2 separate regions of the Mus musculus genome follow, and region 1 is linked to region 2. Evidence: chromatin contacts called from ENCODE POLR2A ChIA-PET data. All regions are on one chromosome and are shown on one strand. Each heading gives the region's core, a stretch centred on a gene start or an enhancer-like site at or near the end of the contact. The rest is flanking DNA. Distances are from core to core; before and after follow the strand shown.

Region 1 (5,735 bases), core at 1,482-3,981, 42 kb after region 2:
TCCCCAACTAAAGCCCGGATGGGATACCCTGGTCCTATCACTCTGAATTGTCCTGTCCAAGACACAAGAGTGGGAAAAAATAACAACAACAAGTATCAGATGTGACAAATTCATCCATCATAAGAAGGCTGCTTCAAAAAGGGTGAGAGGGCCGGGCGGTGGTGGCGCACAACTTTAATCCCAGCACTTGGGAGGCAGAGGCAGGCGGACTTCTGAGTTCGAGGCCAGCCTGGTCTACAAAATGAGTTCCAGGACAGCCAGGGCTATTCAGAGAAACCCTTTCCCCCCTCCCCCCCCCAAAAAGGGTGAGGAAGGAAACATTTTTCATTTTTATTTTATTTTTGAGACAGGATCTCACTGTGTAGCCCTGGCTGGGCTAGAACTCACAGAGATCTGCCTGCCTTTGCCTCCCAAGTGCTAGGATCAAAGCTGTATACCACCACACTCAGTGGTTTGTTTTATTTTAAAGTGTGTGTGTGTGTGTGTGTGTGTGTGTGTGTGTGTATCAGTACACACATGAGTGCAGGTGACTTCAGAGGCCAGAGGCATTTGTCACCTCCCCCCCCCCCCCCATCTCCAGTCCTTTGTAAGTGAAGTATATACTCTTTACCACGGAGTCATCTCTTGAGCCCCTATTTATTAATTTTGAGAAAGGATCTTGCTCTGTAGTGCAGATTGGTCTTGCACTCATAGCAATCCTCCTGTCTCGCCTTTTTAAGTGCTGGAATTATGAGCATGTGCCACTGTGCTTAGCTTAGGACACTCAATTTTTTTGGTAAAGGTTTTGCCTCTGTATCAGAGTGGGTGACTCTATGTCACCTTTGTGCAGCTACTCTTGGAACCCATAAGAGGCTGTGAGATCCCTTGGAGTTGGGGTTACAGGTAGCTGTGAGCTACCCCATAAATGATGGTACTGAGACCCCTACCTTGGATCTTCTGCAAGAGCAGCGAGCATACTTAACTGCTGAATCATCTCTTCAATACCTCTCCTCATTATTTGATTTTTTTTTTTTTTAAGACATGCTTATAGTTCAAGCAGGCCTTAATCTTCCATGTAGCTGAGACTGACTTGAATTTCTGGTCCTTCTGCTTCCATCCCACAAATGCTACAATTATAAGTAAGGGTTCACCACCAGGCCAGGTTTGGGAATATCACATGGAATTCATGAACCCTCAGTAGGGCTTTTTTTTTTTTTTTTTACTTTAAGCTAATATGAAGTAAGCAGTCTCTAGGAAAAGATATGTTCTGAGCCGGGCGTGGTGGAGCACGCCTTTAATCCCAGCACTTGGGAGGCAGAGGCAGGCAGATTTCTGAGTTCAAGGCCAGCCTGGTCTACAAAGTGAGTCCCAGGACAGCCAGGGCTATAAAGAAAAATCCTGTCTCGAAAAACCAAAAAAAAAAAAAAAAAAAAAAGATATGTTCTGAATGTCTAGGACAGAATGCTCCACCATGAAATCATCTGACAATGGCTTCCACTTTTCTACCAGCTATGTTCATCTCTGACTCCTCAGCTCAGATGCTTGCCTCCTTGTCATGTGGCCCACTACTTCTAAGTGCTTCCCAGCGCTCTAGGTTGTTGGGAGTCACCCCATGGATGTGGGTGCCGGTAATCAAACTCCAGTTTCCCATAAGAGAAGTAATACTCTTTACCACAAAGCCATCTCTCTAACCCCTATGTATTAATTCTCTTCTTTTCATTTGTATCTTCAGCCTTATGCTAGCTCTGGAAACTTCTCTGGACATCTCCCCAGTGAGAATCAGCTACTAGCAAACTGGGCTCTTCCTTATACCAGGATGCCCACAGAGGATGCCTGGACTAGGGCGGTTTCTTTATTTCTTCTTTTAGTTGGACAACAGGCTCCTGTATCTCTGCCTTATTCTGCAGAGCAAGTTCTCAAACATAACTCGATGCTATAACTCAACTTGTTTTTGTTTTTGTTTTTAAATATATTATTTTATTTGTGTTGTTTCATTTTAGCATTCAGGCTTAGAGACAAGCACATTTGCCCACTGAGCCACCTCACTGACCCTCAACAAACATTTATTGAGATCTGCTACAAACAGGCATTGCCTTAATGTGCAAAGTACAAAAATACTCTCACTTAACTCTGACGGTAACTCCAAGAAGTTAGTGTCCTCTTTTGAACGATGAAAAAAGGAAACGAAACTAGGGCTACAGATAGAGCTTAGTTGTGAATTGTGAACTTAGCTTGCACCAGGCCCTGAGTTTAATTCCCAGTACCATATGAATAGGGAAAGGTTTGGGTTTACCCGCCCCCCCCCCCCAAGAAGTCAGGAAGGCCTTTAAGGAGAGAGACTATGCCAACAGACCCAAGCATAAACAGGAAGTTTGTATAGCCATTTGAGGATGATTAAAAGAGGTTAGCCAAGGACACTCCCTTTCTGCTCCTAGGTCTCTGCAGGGGTGGAATGAGCATGCTTACCTGCATAGCTGCATGACAACTGGAGGAGAAGGAGGAGGAGAAGGGAGAGGAAGCAGCTGGGCCAAGAGAAGCTCCACAAACAGGCCATCTTTATGGTTACCGGGGACAGAGTCCCTAACAGCAGGGTCAGGCCAAGCTGAGGTCCTCCGGCTGCATGTCCCTTCCTCCAAGAAGCCCGAAGGGAGAATCTGGGAGGGCACTACTGCCCAAGCCCAACCTCCATGTAAGCATTACCACAGCTGTGCCCTGAGGAATGGCCCCACGTCACCCTTGCCAGATATTTGTACAAAAGGACTACAGATCCATTGATGACCAGGGTTTGCTTTCCGACCCAACCCCTCACAGCACTGGAGCAGTGGCTGCCTGGTACTGGGCATTTCTCTTTTCCCCTCCATGGATCCAGTCTTGGGAAGGGCATGTAGTGGTTAGTCAGTGATAATCAGAGGGACTTGTTTGTAAAGTCTATAAGGCTTGTTTAACTCTTTTTTGTTTGTTTGTTTCGAGACAAGGTTTCTCTGTATAGCCCTGGCTGTCCTGGAACTCACTTTGTAGACCAGGCTGGCCTTGAACTCAGAAATCTGCCTGCCTCTGCCTCCTGAGTGCTGGGGTTAAAGGTGTGAGCCACCACGCTCGACTTTGTTTAACTCTTATTGTCACCAAAAACTATCTAGGGGAGAGTGATTAAAAAATAGAAAGCATTCAGCCTTGACTTGCTGTGTCTATTTTGTTTGTGTGTGGTCTTGTATATACCATCCTGGTCACAAACTAATATAGCACAGGACCACCTTTAACTATGGATCCTCCAGGCTTTATATCCCGACTACTAGGTGATGAGACCACCTATAATCGTCATACCCTAACCTAGTCTTCTCTTCCTCCTCCCCTACCCCAACTCTGAGACAAGGTTTTCCTACGGTTGGCTGCCCTGGAACTTGACATGTAGACCAGGGTGGACTTGAACTCACAGAGATTCACCTGCCTCTGTGAGTGCTGGGACTAAAAACCTGCACCTCCATGCCCAGCCTCTTCTATTTTGCTGACAAAGGATGGATATGAGTTTTCGTTGGTGAAAGTTGGTGGGTTTGTATTCATTTGGTTCATTTGGTTTGGAGAGTAGGTCTTACTCTGTGACCTGGAACTCACTATGTAGCCCAGGCTGGCCTCAACTTTTCAGGGAGCCTCCTGTCTCTGCCTTTATAGTGCTGGGATTTCAGGTGTGAGCCACTATGCCCGGCTATCAAAGATTATATTGAGAAAGTCACAAGGTAGACAGTAGGAGCTGACCGTCATTTGTGCCCAGAGAAGCAGTACTAATGAGAAAGAGAAGCAGCAATTGTCAGTCAACATGGGGACAGCTTCAGGAACAGAAGCAGCATGCAGATGCAGGTCCTGCCTTGGCGTTGTTCACAGCTGAAAGTGATATCTATAATGAAAATAGGACCTTTTTGTTTTGAAACAGGATCCTACCTGGCTTGTAAGCCAGGATCCTCCTGTGTTAGTCTTCCAAGTACTAGGCTTATAGGCCTAGGCCATTATGCCAGGTGTGGCCTGTTTTATTTTTTTAAACATGGAATTGGGTTGGGTTGTTTGTTGTTATTAATATTAATTCTGTGTGAGTGCCTCTTTCTTATATCTGAGATAGCATTTAATGTTATTTTGGTCTGTATATTAGCCAGTCTGACTGGGGTGAAATAGAATCTCAAAGTCATTTTAATTTGCATTTCTGTTTTTTTAAAAATTTATCTTGTTGATCTTTCCTTATCAGGACTCAAATAACATCCTTGCTATTTTACACAAACATACAGTATCTCGTTCAAACTTTTCGTATTTATCTAATTAGGCATTCCACAATATTTAGGTCGCTTCCATTAAAAAATAATCTGACAGGCTGAAACAGAAAAATGTATCTAGTTAATTTAAGCTAATAACTATTTAACAACATGGTATGTGCTGTGCTTAATTAATAAAATAAAACAATCTTAAAGTGTTTAGGGCTTCCAGGAGCAGGGTAAGAGAGAGATCCATTAGTGATCTCCTGGGTTGTGTACAATGTCCAATCTCCTCCCAGGGACAGAAATGGCTCAGAAAGCAATCCTCTGACCAATAATTAGAGTCCTGAAGTTCCCACTCCTTGGTATTATATAAGATGTTGATCATGAAGGAGGGGTCCAGTTTTAATATCTTCAATCTGCTAACAGCTACCTAGCAATGAAACCTTGAACAACTGCCCTGACCACATGCCTATGAAGTTTACTTTGCCTGAATCATACTGGTGTGTTTGAATGAATCTGAAGAGTCTACTGGGATTCAGTGACTGATAGATGAAAGGTCCAGGCTATCCCCATTTAGCGAGAAGCCTCATAGGTTTGCTGGGAAAATAATAATGCTGACATGAACCAGCCTGATGCAATTCCTATCAAATGAGTGTTTGAGAAACAAGCACATGGTAGAAAGCATTGACTCTCCCATTCTGCACTTCCTTTTAGGTAACAAACTGTGACTTTTTGTTGATGTTGTTATGATTATAGAGTGTCAAATAGTCCAGGCTGTCCTGAAACTCGATATATAGCTGAGAAAAACCTTGGTCTCCTGATCCTACTGCCTTTGCTTCCCAAATGCTGAGATTACCGAGATACCCCACCATACCTGGCAGGTCAGAGTGTCACCTTTTTCCAATTCACAGTTAGCAAGAATGGAGGGTCTTGAAGCTGACCTCCAAATAAAAGACACAAAGACAGCCAGGCGTGGTGGTGCATGCCTTTAATCCCAGCACTTGGGAGGCAGAGGCAGGCAGATTTCTGAGTTTGAGGCCAGCCTGGTCTACAAAGTGAGTTCTAGGACAGCCAGGGACATACAGAAAAACCCTGTCTTGAAAAAACAAAACAAACAACAACAACAAAAGACTATCAAAGGAATGAGTTATGAATAAACAACTCTGCTAGGTCTAGAAAGGGTTGAAATCCTATACCCCATAAAACCCAACTCTTTGAGCCAGGTGTGGTGACACACGCCCTTAGTCCCAGCACTCGGGAGGCAGAGGCAGGCGGATTTCTGAGTTCGAGGCTAGCCTGGTCTACAAAGTGAGTTCCAGGACAGCCAGGACTATACAGAGAGACCCTGTCTCGAAAAACCAAAAAAAAAAAAAAAAAAAAAAAAAAAAAAACCCAAACAAACAAACAAACCGACTGTTTGTTTTTCAAATTGAGTGATCTTTAAGACCCTCTTTTCTTCAGCCAGGACTCAAATAGGGAAATTATCTAAGAGACAACTGAGAAGGTCCCCTTCCCCTT
Region 2 (5,659 bases), core at 435-2,934:
TCCCACAGCCTTGAGAGCCCTGGGAAGATGGCTAAGCCCCAGTTGCAAGTCTCAACTGCCCACAGCAAAGGACACACAACTGCTGTCACTGTCTGCTTAGGATCCTGCCCCACAAGTATTATTTCAGAAATTGCTGTTGCTGTTGTGATAGATAGCATGCCATGTCGAGGTATCGATACACCTTCAGATGGAGCAGTCTCAGATGTGAGTCCAATCATCCACACCAAGTGCATTGCAACCCTCCGCTGCCATTCCACACCACATGGAGAAAGCAGAGACACATCAGTAATTTCTCCCATGGATGGTTTGGCTTCAATTTCATGTCTTATATCCCAGTAACCGTGAACCTGATCCTCCCAAGCCCATTTTGGTCCTGCTGGGTCCCCACTTGGGTGTAGAGTATTTTATTACTTTCTCCGGAGAGATATGATAGATATCTATTCACCCCAGACAGGACTCCAACAACAGACCAAATGAATGATCCCATCAAAGCCCATCCTTACCATCCAACACAGTTTGGCAATCCCATAAATGCATTGAAGGTTACTTACAGACACGAGTGAGGCGTTACTTAATACTCATAAACACCTACAACACTGAAAAGCCCACTCCAGCATGAATGACAACTCACAAAAGCTAGATCACTGGAGTGTGCCACCAATGAATTCAATCAATTAATACACACACACACACACACACACCATTACCATACTGGCTATCCAGAAGTTCACTATATAGACAAAGCTGGCCTCCAACTCACTCATCTGCCTGCCTCTGCCTCTTCAATGATGGGATTAAAGGCATCAGCCACTACACCCATACCATCAATTAACCTTCTAGTTCCCATATACACTAATATTTCTGAAGTCCAGATGTGGCTAGTAGGATTCCTTGTGATTGGGGAACATAGGAGGGTGTGAATGGCTAGAATCCCCAGTAAGGGTAATCACAGCTTTTCTGATTTTGAAACAGTAACAGCCTTGTGTGGAGCCTGGGGGACAGTATTTCACAATAGGTGGCTTAGGAATTGGTCCTGGCATAAAGTCTGCTCAAGGGCCAATAGAAGCTACCCCTGAAACCTGCATGCTGCAGCATCTCCTCCCCTTTATCCAGGTATTTGAGAAGCCACTTCAACGCACCTTCCCTCCAAGAAAGATGTGCATGATATAACAAAACCAGATGCCTCTTGCTTGCACCTAGTGATCTGAGACTCCTCGGTATCCACTGCAACCCAGGAGCGCAGGTCCTCTCGGTCAGAGAGATGTAATCCTGGCCTTCATAAGTGATGTGCTTATACCCACGGAGGAGGTGATGGTCTGGCCCTATGTCACAGCCGATTAGTCACTGGACAGTGTGAGACTCTGTTGAGGCCAAAGTGGTCAGCACCATGTCCCAGGTTAGCCCCATTCATTGCACACAGCCTGCTCGTGATTGGTCAAAGCCTACTTCAAACTGAAATGAAACCACAGTAAATTTCTGCAGGCTTCTCCAGGATTGCAGGAACTTGCAGATTTCACCAGCCCAAGGTACATATTTCATAAGAATATGCGGAGACTATAGACTAGCCTTCCATATAGGATCACTCACCATTCTCTCTCTGGCTATGATAGCCGAACAGGGTCCACAGTTCGATTTGACCGAGTATTAAGATCCTCCTGGCGAGGCGCATCAGCTCCTCCAAATGCTCAGGTTCCTGAGCTATAAATGGCACCCACGGCTCCACCCACTGACTCTCCAAGTCTTTGCTGAAGCTCGTGATCTGTATGTTGTCCATGTAGCCTCGGTGAACCGAGGTTTGCCTTAGCCAGGATCGTACAAGGTGGTGGTGAAATACCGCAGGGAGTGTGAGCCTAGGGGTGGTGCGGGGGTCAACCCAGGTGGACCTGGAGACAAGCGGACTTGCTGGGAGGAGAACTAGCACACAGGGCTCCAGACACGGATTGGAGAAGAGAGCCTGGCAGAGGGTGTGTAGTTGGGAGACAGCCGCTGAGACTTAGCGTTCCCTGAGCTATTGCTGCCCAGCCTCCTCCCTCCTCCCCACAGAAGTGGCTTCACTTTCCACCCTGCACTCACCCGCGCTGGCCTGAGTTGGGACCAGGGCGGTCGCCAGCAATGGAAAGAGGGTGTGCAGCACCACGGACCCCATCCTCCGTGTTTGGAGAACTTGAAGAGCAAGATCCCTGTCTATGAAGTTTTATAGCGTTGTGGGTGTGTGGGGGCAGATCATGACTCTTAGTGGTTCTACAAAATTCCCACACACAACAGAAGTGAACATGTGGGTGTCCAAACATTACTGGGGAAAAGAGGTTTCCCATTTGTGGATTCTTAGAGTGTTTTTGATTAAAAAGAAAAGAAAGAAAAGCCAATAACAAGCCAGAGTCAGAAGGACGCTCCAGGTTCACCTCATTAGTTCGGGATGGCGGGGAGGGGGAGGGGTGAGGGAAGGCAACAACACTAGCAAACCATAATCTTAGCAGGGGCTAAGGGTCATCAATGGGGGAGGGTAAGCAGCTGTAGAAAGGAGAAAAGAAAGGATTAACCCCTTGAGTTATAAATCAGGAAAGCAAACAGACTCAGCAGTTAATCTACAAGGAAGTGGATTTGGGGGGAGGGCTGGGGGGATACTTCAGGAACGTAGTAAGTACATTATTTCATTTGGGGTATTATTATTCCTTCCATTTCCTTTGCATGTTTTCAAATGACCAGCTTTCCAGAGGGGTTGTCTGCTGGCTAGGTGATTAACAAGTCTAGTTAGATTAGCTCCCAAAGAAGGTGGAAGGGGGCATTGGTATGCAATATTCTAATCTCTGGGACAGATCGGAATGCATAGTCTCCACCCTTGTCAGAAGTGGAGATTAGTTTCCATTCTTTTGACCAAAGTCAAGTTACCCAAAAGCCCTGATACCCCTACCCTTCTCAACTGGTAAATGGATGTGTGTGAGCGGGCCCATTCTTAACAACCCCTAAGCCAGGTGACGCTTGTCTAGCTGCCTAACACTGGCAGAAGCTCCTGAGAACTGACGGTGTGTAAACTAGAGAAATGAACCCTGGGGCCACAAGGAAACTTCAATCCTTAGACTGCTTGAAAGCAAGATCCTAGACCAGATAATTTACCCACAGCCCCTCCTCCTGCACCTAGAGTCCTTTACCACAGTAAACCCTTTATGCAGCACCCTGGTAGAGAGCTGTATGTGTCAGGAAGTCCCAACCTTTTTGTTTCAGGATCTCTGTATGCTCTCACAGATTAGGGAGGACTTCAAACAGATGTTAAGCAGGGTGCATCCATCAATCTTACTTGGGCTAAAAAGTAAAACATGTGTTGAGTTCAGTTCCCAGAATCTTGCAGCTCACAGCTGTTAAGTTTCCAACTGGGACAAATGGCAGAGGTGCCTGTTTAACATACCAAAGTGGAGTGGCCTCCAGATTCTTCTGTCCTTGAGTACCTACCCTCAACAGGGTATGGCTGAAGTACCCTTCCCTCCCCCAACTCCCTTAGACTCTTCCCTGTCCATAATCTCGGCATTTTAGTTACTTGCTCCCTTTTGTACCTCTGACCTCCTGGCTGCTACACCTGGTTTCCCTCTTCTCTCCCTTCTCCTCCCCATCTCCCCACATGGCCCATCTCAGTCACCAAGGCCACTCTGGACTCTCCCAAATGTCTCTGCCTCTAGCTGTCCTCTCCCTCTTATCTGCAATATTTTTTTTTCCTCGCCATACCTAGGTCCAGCCATTTCCTCTCCTTTCCTTTTTATTTCCATCCAACAGCCACCTATAACCCAAGCTCTAGGGGATTCATGAAAGGTCTTTGAATAAACTTGACCTCATTTCTCCTGTAAACTCTTCCTGCTCAATGAGTCTCCTGAGAGACCTTGAAGAACAGAAACTGTCATGTAATTTTGTCTCTGTCAAAATGCTTACAGAGGCTCTGTTATATCCACTGAGCAGCCTTCCCTCCCTCCATAAGCAAACCATCTTTATTATATTTTTATGTGCTTTACCTGCATGGATGTGTGTGTACCACATGAACGAAGTGCCCACAGAGACCATCAGACCCCCGGGGACTGGTATTACAGAGGGTTGTGAGTCACCATGTGGAAGAACAGCAGGTTCCTAAATGCTGAACCATCTCTCTAGCTCCTGGGCCATCTCTAACGGCCTACTTTTAGTTTTTTGGGTTTTTTGGATTTTTTTGTTTTTTTGTTTTTTTTTTTTTCCAGTCTCACTTAACACTTCTTTAAAAAAATTTTTTATTAGGTATTTTCTTTATATACATTTCAAATGCTATCCCGAAAGTTCACTATACCCTCCCCCTGCCCTGCCCCCCTACCTACCCACTCCTGCTTCTGGCCCTGGCATTCCACTGTACTGGGGCATATAAAGTTTGCAATACCAAGGGGCCTCTCTTCCCCAGTGATGGCCTACTTTTAGTTTTAAGGAAACCAATAAAAGTATAAGTTACCACAAATGGGAAACAAAGAAGCAAAAAACCGTATTAAAAACTCTGTTGTACTGTTTGATTTCTTTATGAGAAAGAGTTTGTCTGGGTCTATGGAATGCACATTAAAACTGTTTTCCTGACGGAACCTTCGATCAGAATCACACAACTTGATCTTCTCCCCACATCCACATAAAAATTTTTTCAGAATTAATGTAATATTTTAAAAATATACTTAAAATTTAGCTCATCACTGAAGAACAAGCATGTGGGAGGTTAGGCTAAGAAAGGAGGTTTGCCATGAGTTTGAGGCCAGCCTGGGTTACATGATACTCTTTCTCAACCAAAGAAACATAGATGAGGCTGGGCAATAGTGGTACATGCCAGCCTGACCTACTGAGTGAGTTCCACGACAGCCAGGGCTACACCGAGAAACAGTGTTTCAAAAAACCAAACCAAACAGCACAAACAGAAAGAAAAATGATCAAGCTTGTATGTTTCCAAAATGTCACAATTGAATTACAATAAATTCAATAAGTGAATTCAGTTTCCATGGTGAGAATTTGGCAGGTAATATTGCTTTCCTTGGTAATCTAATTGAAGCAAACCCATATCCATTTATTCCAATCTTAATTACTAATATTCTCTCAAATATGACATATCACACTGTAAATATATGTATAGATGAGGGTCACAGAATAGATGCAGATATTGAGGAGGTTACAGTAGCATTTCATGATGCTTTTGAAGCGGGCTTATAGAAATGTAAATGCAGGGGCTAGAAAGTTGGCCCAGGTTAAGAGCATCTTGGTTTGATTCTCACCACCCAGGCTGTGGCTCACAAGCAATTCCAGTTCCAAAGTGTGGGGCAGAGTGTGGGGATGCTGCCCCTCATCTGGCTTCCTCCTCTCCCTCCCATGTCTTCAATCTGGGCCCCCAAATCATTCAGTGCAGCTCCCCCCACAGTGCAGCTCTCCCCTCCTTTGGTTAGTCTCTGGAAAACACCTTCACAGACATTTCCTGTGAGATTTGAGATCCAGTCAATCTGACAATGAAGATTAGCATTCACAGCTACACAGTGAGTTCCAGCCCAGTCTAGGGTACAGTGTGAGACCCTGCCAAAATAAAGATGGGGGAAGGGTAGAGGATGGTTAAGTAGTTAACAACATTTGTTGGTTTTTCCAAGGACCAAGGAAGGTTCAGTTCCTCTCATCAACATGGTGG

What was found. ChIA-PET counts read pairs that join two places held with the same protein, here RNA polymerase II (POLR2A).
Region 1: POLR2A ChIA-PET joins it to region 2 with 22 read pairs in embryonic stem cell. The contact joins the promoter of Mog here to the promoter of 2410137M14Rik in region 2. POLR2A ChIA-PET finds 5 or more read pairs at or near these places in 5 of 5 experiments (Patski and embryonic stem cell).

What each region holds. Positions count from the first base shown.
Region 1 is chr17:37,020,667-37,026,401 of GRCm38, forward strand. It overlaps Mog (myelin oligodendrocyte glycoprotein), which reads right to left and starts at 2,732. Exons shown (of 8, transcript NM_010814.2): 1 at 2,446-2,732; 2 at 1-52. The coding sequence starts at 2,533.
Region 2 is chr17:36,979,553-36,985,211 of GRCm38, forward strand. It overlaps 2410137M14Rik (RIKEN cDNA 2410137M14 gene), which reads right to left and starts at 1,685. Exons shown (of 4, transcript NM_029747.3): 1 at 1,588-1,685. The coding sequence starts at 1,590. It also overlaps the pseudogene H2-M4-ps and a transcript of H2-M5 not described here.